Linked DNA regions of Homo sapiens: region 2 is linked to region 1. Evidence: read pairs that join two places in POLR2A ChIA-PET (ENCODE). Cell type or tissue: MCF 10A. All regions are shown on one strand. Links, peaks and the distances in the headings refer to the core of each region. The heading gives the core; the rest is flanking DNA.

The links. ChIA-PET counts read pairs that join two places held together with the same protein. Peaks named below come from ENCODE experiments on the same cell type or tissue, not always from the same donor. Only the 100,000 strongest peaks of a DNase experiment are listed, where the experiment ranks them.
Region 2: POLR2A ChIA-PET joins it to region 1 with 21 read pairs; 5 of 35 experiments call an interaction of 5 or more read pairs at or near these places.

Annotation. Positions count from the first base shown.
Region 1 is chr6:156,951,779-156,957,155 of GRCh38, reverse strand. All of the region lies in intron 4 of ARID1B (AT-rich interaction domain 1B), which reads right to left. Among named protein-coding and RNA genes, the nearest start is that of MIR4466, 170 kb to the right of the region's middle. In MCF 10A, for the core only: no CTCF peak of the experiment used is centred there; DNase peaks (open chromatin) are centred at 1,195 and 3,445.
Region 2 is chr6:156,717,067-156,722,443 of GRCh38, reverse strand. No RefSeq gene overlaps it. Among named protein-coding and RNA genes, the nearest start is that of ARID1B, 58 kb to the left of the region's middle. RefSeq lists silencers at 715-1,009, 2,130-2,449 and enhancers at 607-1,155, 1,460-1,529. In MCF 10A, for the core only: no CTCF peak of the experiment used is centred there; DNase peaks (open chromatin) are centred at 943, 1,303, 2,353 and 3,593.

The sequences.
Region 1 (5,377 bases), core at 322-5,321:
TCCTGGCCTACATGCCAAACCCTGCAACAGATAAACTCTACATCTAAAATATATTTGTTCCTTCAATCTCTTGTATCCTTGTAAAAATGAGGTAATTTTAAATGCCAGCTCAGAATACATTACAAATCAATAACTTACATGCCAAGAATTTGAGAGTCTTAACCTAACATTGTTATTTTCACCAAATTCAGTCTGTAATAAGATCCTGACCATATGGGATCCATAATCTAGAACTGCACTGTCCAGTATGGTCGGCACTAGCCACATGAGGGTGTTTAAATTTAACTAAAACGCAAAATTCCTTCTGCTAGCCATATTTCAGGTGGTATATAACAATATATGGCAAGTGGCTGACATACTGGACAACACAGATAGGGACTGTTTTCATCACTGCAGAAAGTTCTACTGGACAGTGCTGATCCAGAATATCCCAAAGTCCCTGCAACATCCTGCCTGCTACACATGCTATAAACAAAATTCACTCATATATTTTTCCTTTTGGAGGGAGATGCAAAATACACTGAATGGAAATCTCATTAAGATATCAGTGGACTAAGAAGCTGTCATCCACCCTTCACCCCAAACTCAAGCTGAAACTGCAGGCTGGTTAAAGAAGCCTCCATGGTGACCCAGCAGAGGGTCTATGGACTGACCACAGAAAGGGCTGCTGTCCCTAGAGGCCACCTCCAGAGGACTATTTCCTATCTGCCACTCCACTGCTACCAGCACTGGTCTGAAGCAATTTTTTTCCAGTCTATAAAACTTATTGCCAAATTTTCATTTGTAAGTGCTCTGCCTCCCAGGTTCCCATGCCCAGAACTCACTGAGTCCTGGCTTCTGAGAGAAGGGTGGGGGTAAGAAGCAGGGAGAGTTTATGACAAGTCCGAGTGGAAATTATGGGCCAGCCTCCATGAACTCACAAAAGTACCTGGGACTCATTCAAAAAAGAATGTCTTTTTCTGAGTGGCCCACTTGCCTCCCACCTCCTTCCCCTGCTAGAGGCAGCCCCTGTGCACTACAGAAGCAGAGGCCCTGCTCTTGTCCCCAGTACCAGGCCACTGGTGCATGTCTTCCCCAAGGTTTACATCCCTAGAAAAGACTAGGCCAGTTTTATCTGACCTTATGTCCAGAACCCAGCAGTCCTGGACGGCTGTCAAGCAGTTGGTGGTAAAAAGCAAAGCACAGGGCACTTGGCAGATACACAGATGAACACAGGAAGGTGAGGAAATAGAACAGGCGCGGCTTCCACCACCAGCGGCCTCCAGTAACCTTCCTAACAGGATAGGGTTTCTGAGACCAACAGCCCTCCTCCCTAAAATCTTAGGCCCCTGAAATGGGGCTACTTCATTTCTAAGATCCCAAGTCCAGGGCGAGTATCTTCTGCCTTGGACCCCATGACATCCAGGCTCTGTTTCTAGGGCCCTTCTGGAGATGGGCATAGGTTCTCCTACCTTTTCTTGATGTTTATCTTGGCTGTTCCTCCTGGACACAGGGAAGGAGCTGAGGCGTATCACTCAGGTGGCAAGGTGAACTAGCTTAAAAGGTAGATTTTCTCCTCTCATGTAGAAAACTTGATAAAGATAAAATTATGTCAATAGCAAATTATGTATAACTTTCAATTATTACAGAGCCTTTATATGTGTTACATCATTGGAAGTCATATATAATCCACAATAAGTCATTCTGGAAGACAGCACTATAACATATACAGAAAGGACTATAGCGTTGTTCTGGATCCCCACCTAGCCTCAGATAAAGTCTCTAGGACAGGATTGTGGTTAATATGTAATGTATGGCCTGGAACATACAGTAGCTCTAGGTTTATCACACCTGGTTGAATGGCAATAACCAGAATGTCAGAAAGCTCTGGATTTAGCCTATTTAACTTTCTGTATTAAGAGCTATCATGAGATACAAATTCAGAGGGGACACAAAGGTAGGAATTACACTAAATACAACAGATGCCAGATTCAGGATCCTAACACACGTTAGCAAGCTTGAACAACAGCCCCGACCCAGTCCAACAGCAGCCAGGAAGGGTCGATGAGCACTTGAGCTCAGGTGCAGGATGGATGAGACGTATCCTTCAGAGCAGCTCCCATCACAGTGGCAAGAGTGGGCTGCAGCTGCCGCAAAGCCCTGCAGACCCTGACGCCTCCGATACACGGCAGCGTGACGGTCCAACACAAAGCGGGCCAGGTGGCCTCCGCCAGCCATGCCTTTGGAGCCTGCCCTTTGGTTGTGGATATCACATTTAGAGGTGCTTATACAAAAATGAAGCTCATTAAGGAATTAAGAATAGGGTGCAGGGGAACTTGAGACCACACAGTGGGGGAAATAGTTAAAGTAACTATTAATAGCCCAGAAGAAATCCTAGTAAATGAAAACTATCTTCAAATACGTGAACAGCCGTCATATAGAAGAAGGATTTAGATTTACCTTGTGTGGTTTAAGAAGGCAGAAGTAGAACCAGGATTTAAAAAAACAAACAAAAAAAACAGTTCGAGCTAATGTAAGGAAAAACTTCCTAAACAATTTAAATTACCACAAATAAAATACCTCATAAAGTAATAAATTCTGTATCACAAGACATTAAAAATGATGTTTTAGTAGCAGTTTATGTATCAGGTAGACAGGGACTTGTATATACCATACAAACTATTAAGATTCATCTTTATTCTAAAGACAAAATACTCACAGATAAAAAAAAATCATATGTATGTGTGTGCAAACGGCCTCATTCCACACAGGCTGACTATGTCAGAGCATATTGCTTCGAAAGTTACATCAACTAAAGCATTTTCAAAATGTCCAACAGTTCTCCAGAACCATAAACTGTCCTTCCTTTACTATCTCATGTGAGGGTATAGTTCAGGAAAGGGGCTAACTAGAAACTTGAAACCAAAGAGACATCTTGATCAATATTATCACTCATACATTAAAAAAAAAAAAGAACTTCATTTTTAATATTTTAAAAGCTTAGTTCCTTAGAACTTTGTCTCCTCTGAAATTGTCCAAGATCAAGCAGATAATGGGCTAAGTCCAAAAAATAAAGGAGCAACAGAGCAAATCTGACTGCGTGTTTGAAAAAGCCTATAAAATGTTACAAGCAAAACAGGAAAGCCTGTGTTAATAATGCATAAACCAAAAGAGAAAAAAAAGCTGCCCATTTAATGGAATAATGCTTTTATCCTTGCAGTTAAAATGAAATAAACCATGACTATTAATCTAGTAAGACCATGTAAAAATGTAATTTTTAAACATTTACTAAAAGGGGATAGTTCAGTAACCACTCTAAAAATCAAGGCCTTGTGTACAGCAGTGTTTAAACGCTAAATACCAATCTCCTGTCTGCGGAGGCCATTACCCACCCTGTCACCATAGCAACGCTAACAGTATGCCTGACTTCAAAGACAAAGATGTAATTTCAGACTTCCAGCAGCCAGAGGGAGTGGTAAGAATATTCTACCCAAGCAGTGTCAGCTGATGATAAATTATAAAAATATCCAGGAAGGTTATGAGGCGGACGGTACCACATATTCTCATATTCCTGGGGGAAGACTTACATTAGTCAAACATACTAGGAGACAGAGAGAGTAAAACAAAAAGTAAACAAGAAAGAATCTCAATGGAGTCCGATTTTTTTCTTTTTTTAAAATTACATAGTACAGAGTTCTAGCCTTCCTTTTCTCTTGCTCCCAGGAGAAAATAAAAATAGTTTCTACCATCTTCTTTCTCATTCAAATTAAGAGTGACTGCAGACCTGCATGAATGTTCCAAGGGACTTGCAAAACCACCTCTATAACTGCTACTTCTATATTTGTGAAACTCTGGCGTTTGTCAAAAACCGTTTTAAGCACCAGTAGTCAGCTAAGGGGGCTGAGTGGATCCCTGTGTTGAAGCTGCAGAGGGCAGCCGTCCATTCTAGCACTTGGAGCTTTGCTTTCCAACCACCCAATCTAACCCCAACATACTCAAGATATTTTTAAAGCCCTGTGAAGGGGAAAACACTGAAAAACAATTTGCCAATTTGTAAGTTTTTGTGTCTTAAAAAAATAATAATAAGTGCATAAAGCTGACACAGTACTGTTTCACAATTACGCAGTTGACCAGATTTTAAAAGCACTAGCCCTAGAGTTGAGGTTGAGAATGCCACAAAATGCCCAGCTAGTAATTTTCCCAGAGGTAATGAAATACAAAAGAATAAAGTTGGAGCTAAAGTCTTCTTGAAGATTCCCTACAAGGAAGAATTGCCAGACTCCAAGGATTTTCGCTTACTCGAAGAAAGTCATAAATGACTAGCCTGGCCAGCAAACACACAGATGTAAGTTTTACTACAATATTATTGTTTTACAAGAATGAATATATACATTAAATTCTCTTTCTGTTGAATTCTCTTGTATGGTTTTAGGCTCAAAAAAGTCTAGTTCCCTTACTAACAGGAGCATGACACGGCTGCCTCTTTCAACAGACCCTGCTCCCCACTCCCAAAGGTGGATGAATGGTCAGAAGGGTGTGGAGTCCAACAAGGGCTGGTGTCAAGATCCCTGCCCCCACTGCTCACCGGCCTGCTGCCCACAACCACTCTCAGCAACCAAAGTGCACAGGAGCCACGGCAGCCCGACCTTCTTCCCACGACCAACCATGGGGGGCAGGATGGGAAATCAAGCCAGCCTCAGTGTCCCCACCACCCCTGCTAGCCTTTTGCTGGAGGTGGACCTATGATGGAGTTCCATGTTACTCCTTAGGAGCACAGCTCCAATTTTATAACGTATTCAAAGTCAGTAAGTTCGAGAAAAATAAAGCACATAAATTCACTCACAAACTGTTATCATCCTAACTATTAAGCTATTAGTGGCATGCATGTTCTGTAAAATTTAGACCATCACTAGTCTCATCAATTAATCTTGAGCCCTCATCTTTAAACCCAAGGATCAGCAATCTTCTTCCCAGAAAAACAAGCTAAATTACAAATGTCACTCACACACCTATCCCTCAAAACAAAGAAAAACACATGTATAAAAAAACACTCTCTTCACAATTCAACTCTTTCCTGACTAAATGGGTTTCCACCCTGGTACACGTTTTATGCTTATAAAATAATTATTTTTAAAAATTATTGTGAAATAAAAATGGGTTCAATAAGCTACTTCTTTGGACAGAGTAACAAAGTAGTTAAGCAAGTTACAGCAAAAACAGATAATTATTCAATCATTTATGTGGCATGACACCTAATTTAGGCCTTTGATAATTTTCCCAAACATGAAACCACTTTTTTAGCACTATATTAAAAACTCATATTTTGGACTCATTATTCACTATTTTCAAAAGAGTATATATTCCTTTATAAAGTATTTCCTTTTACAATATAATAAAA
Region 2 (5,377 bases), core at 233-5,232, 230 kb after region 1:
AAAATCCCAGGGTCTCCGCATTGTTCCTGGGGAGACAGTCAGCACCACCTGGAAAATGACACCAAATGTCACTTCTGCAGCCAGAATTCAAAAGCATGTTAGTTGCTCCAGAGGCAGGGGATATGCAGGCAGGCAGTGTTCAGAGAAAAAAACAATAATTCCCCTCTGTTAATACAATGTAAAAATCTTAAAAACAACTATTTTGCTGGAAACGTAAAAACCTGAGAGCCAGGACAAAACGTGATTCCACATAAAGATGAGAGAAACAGAAAAGAAAGAATTAGGCCATTAGGCCGGGCGCGGTGGTCTATGCCTGTAATCCCAGCACTTTGGGAGGCCAATGTGGGTGAATCACTTGAGGTCAGGAGTTTGAGACCAGCCTGGCCAACATGGTGAAATCCCGTCTCTACTAAAAATACAAAAATTAGCCGGGCTTGGTGGCAGGCGCCTGTAATCACAGCTACTTGGGAGTCTGAGGCAGGAGAATCGCTTGAACCCGGGAGGCAGAGGTTGCAGTGAGCCGAGATGGTGCCGCTGCATTCCAGCCTGGGTGACAGAGCGAGACTCTGTCTCAGAAAAGAAAAGAAAAGAAAACAACAACAACAACAACAACAACAACAGTAAGAATTAATTGTTTTTTAAAAGATCAACTTAGATTTGTTCAGAATGTTCGTCTGACTACACAGTATTGTATCACTTTAATCAAGCATTAGCTTCTCTTCGAGTATCAGCTATCCCAAGAAGATGGGGGTGCAGGGAAGGCAGGGGTGGGGAGGTGTTGCATTCCAATCCTGCTGCCCAGAATTCGTGTCGACCCATTTCCTCATTCATGCGCTGGCCAGGAACACTCCGCTGGAACACTGTGAGTTCAGCAACTTGCATAACAAAGACAGGTCGACACCACCTAGCTCTGGAGGCAACCTTGCAGGATTGCTCCTGAGAGACGCTGGCATATGCCACAGAGGAGGAGAAAGTTCCACAAACAACCCCCGGATCTCTCCACCCAGGTCTCTCTACACCTGGTTTCTCAAGAGCAGATTGCTTAGCCAACCTTAACAATCCCAGAGGAACGCCAGGGCAAGAGGCTGGGTTCCCAGTACCTTTGCCCTAATTTATTGAGGGCTTTAAAAGTAGAAAATAAAACTTTGAACTCAACTCATCTGAAGCTTAATGATTCAGGTGTGCTACTTGCCTTCGGGGGCACCGGAGATCACTGAAGTTAAAGTGACAAAAAAAATTCTGTGAGCTGCAGAACAGAAAAGCGTGTCCAGACCCGACCCAGCTGCTTCTCCTAGCGTATTAACTTGGCAGGAGAAGCACGGAAGTCCCCTGTTCTGCCCTTGTCCTTTTCTAATGGATAGGATTTCCCCTGCTTACGGGCCTCTAATCCTCTCTCCTCTCTGGCCTTCCAGAGTGTGGAGAAAAAGTGCTCTGCTTCAAGAAGAGGGTAGAAAGATGAGGGTGAGAATGGTAGGAAAAGGAGGAAATGAAAATGGCTAGTGAGAAATACTTGGAGAGAAAAATAAAAGTCAAGGGTGAAGTCAGTTCTCATTTACACTTCATTGAAACTTAAGTTCAAATAGCTAGTCCTGCAATGAGCTCATCGACACCACTTTATACAAATATCATAGCCCACATGGGCCTTTTTCCTATCTTACTAGGGAGATATTCACAGCAACCCCATTCAGCTCTGTTAGGATCCACTGTGTTAATTTTTGTGGCAGTGTCCATGTGGTGCTTCTGCGCAGTAGGTGTTGAATGTAGTTCTGAAACTAAGATTCCACTATGACCGACTGCAAAGCAATGTAGTAGTATTTCAGCTTAGATGATATTTAAGGATAAATGTAGCCCTTTTAGTGACAGGGAAAGCTAGGCCTAAAAGGAAGGAGAGATCTTTGGCCTAGCCAAAGGGGAGGTGGGCTGCTGTCCGCACCCTCAAGCGAGAGAAGGTTCCAGGCTTTTCCAGAGTGACCTCTCTCTTCTTCCTGGGGAGGGCTCAGAGCAAGGGTTACCTTTGGATGATTTCTTCTCGCTGAATTCAGCTACTAAGCACTTTGCCTGGAAAGGAAGGGCACCTCTGAGCTATTCCTACCGACGCAGTGTGTGCACGTGTGTGTCTGTGTGCATGTGTGTGGGCGTGTGCATGTGCGTGTGTGTTGCTCCTGACAGGTCCTGAGTGCAGTGCAGAACCACGCAGCGCGCAGCGGGAGGCCTGCAGCCGCTGGGCGTTTTCCCAGGCCGGCCTGCGGCGCGGCCGGCCTCCTGGGCCGGTGCTGGGCGGCTGACACATGCACCAGTTTCGCTGGGTCGGCGCCTCCCCGGGGAGCGGGTGCGGGGCGGGAGAGGTGAGTTGAGCAACAGGGCCCGCCCCGCCCCCGTCCTGGGCCGGCTCTGCGCAGAGGAAGCGTCTGGAACGCCGGCACTGGTGTGTGGCTTTCCCAGGGCGTGTGGTGTGTAAACAAAATTGTTGTCAATCAGGTCGCGTCTTTGAAGGCTCCGAGGGAGCCTGTGAGTTCCAGAAGCCCCGCGGTGGATCCCTGTGTGGACGCAGAGGCTTTTTGCTGGGCGCACACGCACCCCCACCCCCGACAACGTAGATCTTTACTAATTTCAGGGTTTGTGACCTCTCACCTTTAGTCTTTAGTTTCTCTCCTCAGCCCTCCTTTCTGATGATCTTTACCGCCCTGTAACCCTACGTTTCCCAGTCGCCAGAGCTGCTGAGACCGCGTGGCCATGAGGTGGAATTTCCCAGCTTTTTAAACCGGGGCTTTTACCCCCAAGACTGTGGTAGATGGGTCACAGAAAGGACGAGAACGTTCCCAAACCCTCCAGCCTTTGAGACAGAGTGTGTGCTTTAAGAGACGTTAATGGCAGGGCGCGGTGGTTCATGCTTGTAATCCTAGCACTTTGGGAGGCCGAGGTGGGTGAATCACCTCAGGACAGGGGTTCGAGGCCAGCCTGGCCAACATGGCGAAACAACATGGCGAATTTTTAGTCTCTACTAAAAATACAAAAAATTAGCCAGGCCTGGTGGCGGGCACCTGTAATCCCAGCTACTCAGGAGGCTGAGGCAGGAGAATCGCCTGAACCCGGGAGGCGGAGCTCGCAGTGAGCCAAGATCGCACCACACTCCAGGCTGGAGTGTGGAGACAGAGGGAGACTCCGTCTCGGAAAAAAAAAAAAAAAAAAAAAAAGAGAAGTTGATACAAAAAAAAAAAAAACCCAAAAAACAAAAAAACAAAAAAAAAAAACAAAACCAGAGTGTGGATGCCTTGGAACACCCACCTGTGATCCTTGCGGAGCGGGGGTCTTCACCCTGGGGGGTGGACTCTTTGGGGACTGGGTCACCCCTTATTTCTCCGGAAGAGACAAATATATTTCACTGGGGATGAAATGGTTTCTGTACATAATTTAAATAGTGTTTTGGGGGTCCTAGGCATGCAAAATGCAGCTTGACTTGAAGGTGTAATTCTCCTTAAGGGAAAATGTGGAATGCGCCGAGTGTTTTCCTTACCTGCTTTTCAAGCTAGCTTGACTCTGTGTCACTAACGAAGCTGTTGAACCGCGTGCAGATGTGTAATCCAGCCCCTGGCGGAGTCGGCCACACTGTGCTGATTGGCTCTGCCAAGCCTGGAAGCTGGGCTGAGTCACCCAGGGGCTGCTCTAGCCGTGGATTTCCCTCTAAATTTAGAATATGTTGGTAGAATAAAATGACTACCACTTTTTACAGATTCAATGTCTTCACTAACTCCCTCTTTTAGACATATTTTTTTTTAGGAAGGGAAGTGTTTTGTCTTAATTTTTCCCTCTGATGGAGATACTTTGGGTTTTAAACAAAATTGAGTAATAATGACAATAAAATATTGTCATTAAAAATCATTTCTGTTTTTGGAGAAATTATATGTTCTGGTTTGGAAATCCTGTTTTTGCCAGAAATAAAAATGTAAAAATATTTTTCCAAATTATTCCTGAAGTTTATGATTGTACCTTCAACTAATTACATTCTCAGAGACACATTTAAATTAAATTTTAATTTTAAAATTTCATTATATGAGTACTACTTTTAAATTATGAAACATTTCAGGCATACAAAAACCTACAGAGAATTTTATAATAAACATATGTAGGCTGAGGTGGGAAGATCACTTGAGCCAGAGAGTTTGAAGCTGCCGTGAGCCAGCATTGTGCCACTGCACTCCAGCCTGGGCAACAGAATGAGACCTTCCCTCAAAAACAACCCAAAACAAACAAACAAACAAAAACCCATATGTAGTCCACTACATAGCCCAAGAGATAAGGCTTTACAGATGTAATCGAAGCCCCCACCACTGACGTTTCCTCCTTCCTAATCTCATTTTCCTTCTTCAAATTCCAGAGATAAATATTACCTTACACTGGGTGTTTATCGTTCCCAGGCATTAAAAGGTTTACTACATATGCACAGGCGTATACACATACACAGTACACCATAAAGTGTTAGTTTGCATTTCAAACAATTTTTATATGAACGATATCATACTGCACTTACATTTCTACAGTTGGCAGCTGTATCGCTCCAGCTATATCACAATATTTTTCTGATATATACACATTGATGACAGCAGCTCTGCTGCCGAAGCGTCCTTTGTCTAGAATGGCCATGCTTCTGTTGATGGATATAAGTTGTTTACATCTTTTTTTTTTTTCCGGACAGGGTCTTGCACTGTCATCCAAGCTGGAGTGCAGTGGCATGATCTTGACTCATTGCAGCCCCAACCTCCAGGGCTCAAGTTATTCTCCTACCTCAGCCTCCCAAGCAGCTGGGACCACAGGTGTGTGCCATTACACTAGGCTAATTATTTTTTATGTTTCTTAGGGAGGAGGTCTCATATGTTGTCCAGGCTGGTCTCAAACTCCTGGGCTTAGGCAATCCTCTGGCCTTGGCCTCCTGAATGTTGGGATTATAGGCATGAGCCACTGCGCCTGGCCTTGTTTCCACTTTTTCTCTATTATAAACCGTGTTGCTGTGAACCTTCTTGTATGTGTTGCATTGTGCATGTGTAAAGACTTTCATCCAGGAGTGGAAATGTTTCAGGATTTTAAGTATACAATCTACAACTTTATTAGATACTGCCAAATTGTTCTCCACAGTCACTAGTTTTACATTTTCACTGTAGAAACATAAGAAATACAGATTAGATGAGAAAAAAAAGGAAAAGTCACTCCCCATCTCTACATTCAGAGAAACCCACTTCTAACTACTTCAAAATCTTTTTGGTATATAAACTTCCAGGTTTTTCTGTGCCCCCCCCCCTACAGAATCCAGTATACCTTATATGTCTCTATATATGTAGATATAAATGCAGCATATCATATATGTACACATAAATACATTATA